2 separate regions of the Mus musculus genome follow, and region 2 is linked to region 1. The links are chromatin contacts, found by Hi-C or POLR2A ChIA-PET in ENCODE. All regions are on one chromosome and are shown on one strand. The core of a region is the stretch at or near the end of the contact, and the rest is flanking DNA. Distances in the headings are between cores, read along the strand shown. Region 1 holds the start of Flnb (filamin, beta). Region 2 overlaps Flnb (filamin, beta).

Region 1 (2,700 bases), core at 77-2,576:
GACTCAAACTCTCTCAGGAAGACCCAGGAAAAGGGGGTGGGGACTGCTTTACTTCTAAGTTGGACCACATTGGAGGTGGCCCTGGGAACGTCAATTAGCCCGGTAAACGTCCCCTCTTCTGTAAAATGGGCCTAAGAACATCTCAGGCCACCGGACGTCAATAACTCAGAGAGCCACACAGCCAGCGCCAGTCAAGCCCTTTTCTACACACATTAATTATTATCAACCACTAAATTATCTCAACCTGAAGGAACCGGCCAGCGCTGAGCCAGAGCTAGGAAGTGAGGACATTCCCCTGTGACGCCCCTTCCAACCTCAGAGCCCACACCCATTCCGGTCTAAGAAGGGGAGGGTCTCAGGTCCTCGTCTCCACCTAGGTGGTGAGATCCTAAGCAAGAGAGCGGTCGCGGTCGCGTCCTAGGTCTCCACGCCCAGACTCGAAGCCAACGCCCTTTCAGCCGGGCGGGTCACTCAGCTCTAGGCGCACCTGGCTAGCGTAAAGTAGGGATTTGGTACTTGAGTCCACGGCGTTGTCATTAGGGTCAGCAGACGATTTCCCCAGCAATCCCAGGAGTTCCCGCAAATTAAATTCCAGGTGTGACTGGAAGGTCTGAGTGCTTAACCCACCCCAACACTGCAGCGGCACCGCCAGGAGCACCGTGTCGAGCAATCACGCCAGGTCCCAGCCCACAGATGGCACCGCGGAAAGGCCTATGTTCCTAGGTCCTCATCCCAGGACCATCTCCCCCTCCCTCACACCCGGGAAGCGATGCGCAGTGGGGCGCGCTGCCGGATACCCCCCGATTACTGCAAATTTAGGGCCTGGCCACAACACTCACCAATGGACACGAGCTTAATGCTTTCGTGGTCTAGGAACTCCAGAGCCACAGACACATTCTCCAGCTTCATCTGTCTGAAGGTGGGCCGCTGATGGTACTTGTGGTGCATGCGCTTCTGGCTGAGCACCTCGAGCAGCGCGATGAGCCGTAGCCCGTCGCTCAGGTCGGTCTGCAGGTTCCCGATGCGTTTATTCACACACTTGAGGTGCTCGTTGCACCAGCGCGTGAACGTGTTCTGCTGAATCTTCTTCCACGGCGCGTCCTCCGCCAGGTCTTTCTCCGTCACCGGCATCCTGGAGGCAGAGAGTACGCGGAAACAACGAGCTGCAGGGACTGAGATGAAAAGCCCCAAGGGCCCGGGGAAGGGGAACTGAGGCAAGTGGGGAGAGGGTTAGAAAGCGCTGCTATACTAGCCGCAACAGGATCAGGACTGCCTTCGTCCGTCCCCGGGCGCGAAGTAGCCTGGCCTGGCGCCTGCGCGCTACGCCGCCCCGCCCCCGAGGCTCCGCCCCGTTTCTACCCTATAGAAGCGAACTCCTTAGCTGCGCTCGCCCTCTACGGTCCAAAGCCTGCATTACGCCGGAGGGTAGGGTGGGGTGGTGCTTCCTAAGTATCCCCAACCTGATGTACTGCCCAGCAAGGAGAAAGTAACTTGGGAAAGGCCTAGAATAAGGGCACACGAGGAGGCGGGGGACTAGCCTAGAAGGAATGGTTGCGTCAAGAGGGAATATGCCACCCATCTATAGGTTCAGTGAGAGGAAAGTGTTTTTCTCAGAGTCTGCACGTAAATTAGACACGTTGATTTCTAAATGAAAAGGAACTCAGAGCTGGGCGTGGTGGCGCATGCCTTTAATCCCAGCACTTGGGAGGCCGAGGCAGGCGGATTTCTGAGTTCGAGGCCAATCTGGTCTCCAGAGTGAGTTCCAGAACAGCCAGGGCTACACAGAGAAACCCTGTCTCGAAAAAACAAAAACAAAACAAAACAAAACAAAAAAGAAAGAAAGAAAAGGAACTCAGCCTTAAAGTCCAATACCACGTCCATCTGAGTAGCAGTAGTGAAAACGAACTGTTTTCTATGGCTATTAGAAGTTTTTTGCTGGTGTAACACAGATTTCCTGTCTTGCATGTCAGTAAGTTAGATGTCCCGTCTGGGGTTCATTGGCCCAAGGCATTTCTTGCTGGAGCTTCTGGGAAATAATCTGCTCCTTTGCCGTGCCAGATTCTAGACGCTAGGTGCATGTGTTGGCTTACGATGCCTTTCTTGTCTTCAAAGCCGGTAAAACAAGGCACAGATACCTTTTTCACCCTGTCATCTCCTCAGTTCTCCATAGTCAGGTCTTCCTAGAACTCTCTTGAAGACCCTGTTGACTGTATTAGGCAAATTGATTAGTCCAGAAGATCTTGTTATGTTTTATTTTTTTTAACTATGATGGCCAAGAAAGGGCCGGATAAATGGGTCATGGCACCTACTGACCGGTGTCCCTCTTCTCTTCCCTTTGCCTGAGAATTCAGTTCCTTTCTCTCCACATCCCAAGCCTGGTAGCCCTCAGCTCAGCTTGGCTGTCTCCCCCCTGGCCCCCCAGTGTCGAGGAGCAGATGGAGATCTAAGGTCTCGAAGAAACTGAAGATACGTGTCTGACATGAATGATATCTGTTCCATGCTGGTCTGCATACCCCAGCAAGAGGTCTAGAGTGATCTCAACTACAGCTGAGTACCTGGTGTAGAATTGCCATATGAGATGTAGACGACAGATGAGTGAGTGGGTGAATGGATGGATGTGTGCTTGCAGACTGAGGGGGGCAGCCTTCATCCTGCATGCAGAATCAACTGGGGTGTGGGACACCCATCGTGTGAGACCTA
Region 2 (2,886 bases), core at 12-2,511, 34 kb before region 1:
TAGGGAGTACGTGGAGTGTGCGCGTGTGTTAAGTCCCAAAGCCCTCAAGACAGTGCCACTGACCATGTCTCACGTTGACAGTCTGGCTTAGCTCCAGGTATAGGATTGCTGGTAATTAACACCAACTCTGAAGTCTGTGGGACATTTAACAGTTTGTGTGTGCGCTGCATGTAAGTGTGGAGGGCACAGGATATTGGATGTGTCTCCTTCATTTGTTCTCCATCTCACAATCTTATTTTTTGAGACAGAGTCTATTATTGAACCTGGGGTTCCCCGATTTAACTAAACCACTGGCTCAGAAAGTCACCTGTCTGCCCACTCCTGACCCTTCCATACCAGTTTTGGAATTACAGATGCACCCAGCTTTTTAAATGTGATAGGGTTTGAGATTGGACCTTCATGGCTTTTTCATCAAGTACTTTACCGACTGAGCCATCACTGAGCTGGAGAACACTATAAAAATTGTCTCAAAGGAGGCTAATTCTCTTCACTCTGGGGAATTCTACTTTAAACCACTCTTCAGGTCCTCCAAACATCCCCCAGAATCTGGGAAACGAGCATTTTATAAACAGTTAGGCCCAGGGTAAGAGAGATAGGAAACAGAGACGAAAGGGGAGCCCAGGCAACAAAGAATAGCATCTTTCTCCAATCTACAATGGTTCTGTAGCTGGGATTAAGAAAGTATAACCCTGCCTCTGGGAATCTAGAAGTTTTATAGATAAAAGAGAGAGAGAAAAAAAGGCTCTCTGAACCATTTTCCTAATTAAGGTTGCTAAAGAAAGACACCCCCTTTGCACCCCCTCAACTAGTGTTTATAGGTTCTGTTGATAACCAACTCGGGAAGCAACTTACTGTTCGGTGCAAGCTGTCATTTTTCTTTTCTTTTTCTTTCTTTTTGTTTTTATTTATTTATTTATTTTTTTTTTTTTGAGATGGGGTGTCAGTGTGTCTCTCTGTCAGGTCACTATGCTTTCGCCTCCACCCCCTGAGGGCTGTGATTAAAGGTATGCTCCACAATGCTCCCCTGCAAACTGTCATTCTTAAGCAGCAAGCAATGATTGGAATCCAAGCCCCAAGCAGCTTCCTCCTTCCTGGATTTGCTTTGGAACTTCTGATGTCAGAATCAACAGACTGCACAGTGCCTAAAGGAGGAAGTGGGAGGGTCTCCTGGATCCAGGCCATTGTTGAAGTCAGTACAAAGAGGAATCCCTCAGACGAGGACTGGCTTATCAAATCATGTGAAAGGGGGGAAAATTGAAAACTCCACCTGTACCCGTCCAGGCAAGGCACTCTACAGGGGTTATTTGTGCTTCCACTTTGGCTATCGGTCTTTTGAAACAAAGGTCCCCAAGGAATTGGAATTTCCCCAGGAATCTCATGCTGGCAAGAGGAAAAGGCTGAAGCCTGGTGTCGGCCAAGAGGAGGGGCTTATCTGACACCTGGGAGCAGAGACTGGAGCTGAGACAATGCTAAGTCAAGGCTAGGAGCTGGGGCGGGAGGAGAGACTGCCACACCCTGACCAGGACTGCTTATGTCTGGGCCTCTACTGAAATGTAACCCAGTCAGAAGCCTGAAGATGGAGTGAGGTGAGGTGCAGGATCCCTGGTCCTGTTTTTGTTCCTCTTCCCAGTGTGACCCCATTGAATAACTCTCCTCTGGTGGGGTCTGAATGAGACTGTTCTCTAAGGCTCAGAACCCGAACACTTTGTTCCCCAGTGCCAGGGAAGTGGTAGATCACTGGGAGGTGGTATCTTACTAGAGGAAAATGCCTGGGCAAGCCTTGAGCTGTAAACAAATTGTTAATGAGAATTACTGAAAGAAGCCCTATCTTCAAAGACTGACTGGCTGGATGACCAAACTTCAGTGAGGGAGAGAGGCTGAAAGTCACACATTCAGACCTAATCATCTTATCTTGGGCTAGTCTGAGCCCCCTAAATAGCCATTTCCTTGCCCACTTCTGTGTCTAACATCCTGTGACTAATAGATAAAAAACCTTTTGGAATCTATTACCTCAGCAGACCATTTGCTTCCTAACGCAAAAGCTAACAATGTCACCATACAGCATATGACGCCTATCAGGACAGAGTTCCTCATCTCACTGTGATCTGCTACCTGATGTATTTATCAACCTATTTCAAAATTATCCTGATTTATGACTTTCTTTGTTCTGTAACTACAAAACTCTTCGAAGGAAGTGCTTTCACGTGTATGGAGGGTGGGGGAGGAACTTACATGCTGTCCTCTGACTTCCACATATCTCTGTGGCACACAGACATTCACACCCAAGCTCAAATAAGTACTTAAAAATTTTTAAGCAACAACAACAACAAAACCCCAACTGGCTAGGATGTGTATCATTTTACTAGAAGGAATTTTGGGGTAGCCTGTGATAAAATTTTGGGGTTCTTTGTGGTCTTGAACAAAGAACTGAATAAGACAAGACACATTACTTAGGAAATCCAGTTCTCTTTGTAGGAAGAGAGTCTTATGCCATCCCACAGGGATGCTTGAAGACCATTTTATTAGAGTGTGAGAATAAAACCATAGGGTAGGTGAACTATCAATCCTACCAGTTGGAAGAAGGGAGATAACAAGAGACAAGGTCATGTTTTCTGAGCTAGAGTCAAACAAAGAAGGTCTGCAATAAAGGGGAAGAAGGGAAGGCTCAGAGAAGCCAGTAGGAAGGCCCGAGTGTCCGTCAATACACACATGCTTAGGATTTCAGCCAGTGTTCCTATCTGCAAGCAACTTCTGCAAGGGACAAGTCCCCGTGGTGAAGAAACGCATTATCTCATTGAGGGATAATTATTTCTTCATCTCCTTAGCAAGTCTTTACGGTAGGTCAGGAGCATGTCACCTAGCTAGGTGACTGACAAGCCCAGTTGG

Evidence for each region. A loop is a pair of places that touch in the nucleus more often than their neighbours do. ChIA-PET counts read pairs that join two places held with the same protein, here RNA polymerase II (POLR2A).
Region 2: a map of heart shows a loop between it and region 1 (7-fold over the local background). The contact joins the enhancer-like site here to the promoter of Flnb in region 1. A Hi-C loop is called at or near these places in 15 of 37 maps with a recorded cell type or tissue (CH12.LX, Patski, T-helper 2 cell and 5 more). POLR2A ChIA-PET finds 5 or more read pairs at or near these places in 3 of 5 experiments (Patski and embryonic stem cell).

Annotation. Positions count from the first base shown.
Region 1 is chr14:7,816,583-7,819,282 of GRCm38, reverse strand. It overlaps Flnb (filamin, beta), which reads right to left and starts at 1,326. Exons shown (of 46, transcript NM_134080.1): 1 at 840-1,326. The coding sequence starts at 1,131.
Region 2 is chr14:7,850,215-7,853,100 of GRCm38, reverse strand. All of the region lies in intron 1 of Flnb (filamin, beta), which reads right to left. Among named protein-coding and RNA genes, the nearest start is that of Flnb, 34 kb to the right of the region's middle. Within about 2 kb of position 1,261, at least 2 of the 3 ENCODE cell types and tissues checked have a DNase peak (open chromatin) inside an H3K27ac peak, as active enhancers do; they include gastrocnemius and heart, where a contact is called at or near this core.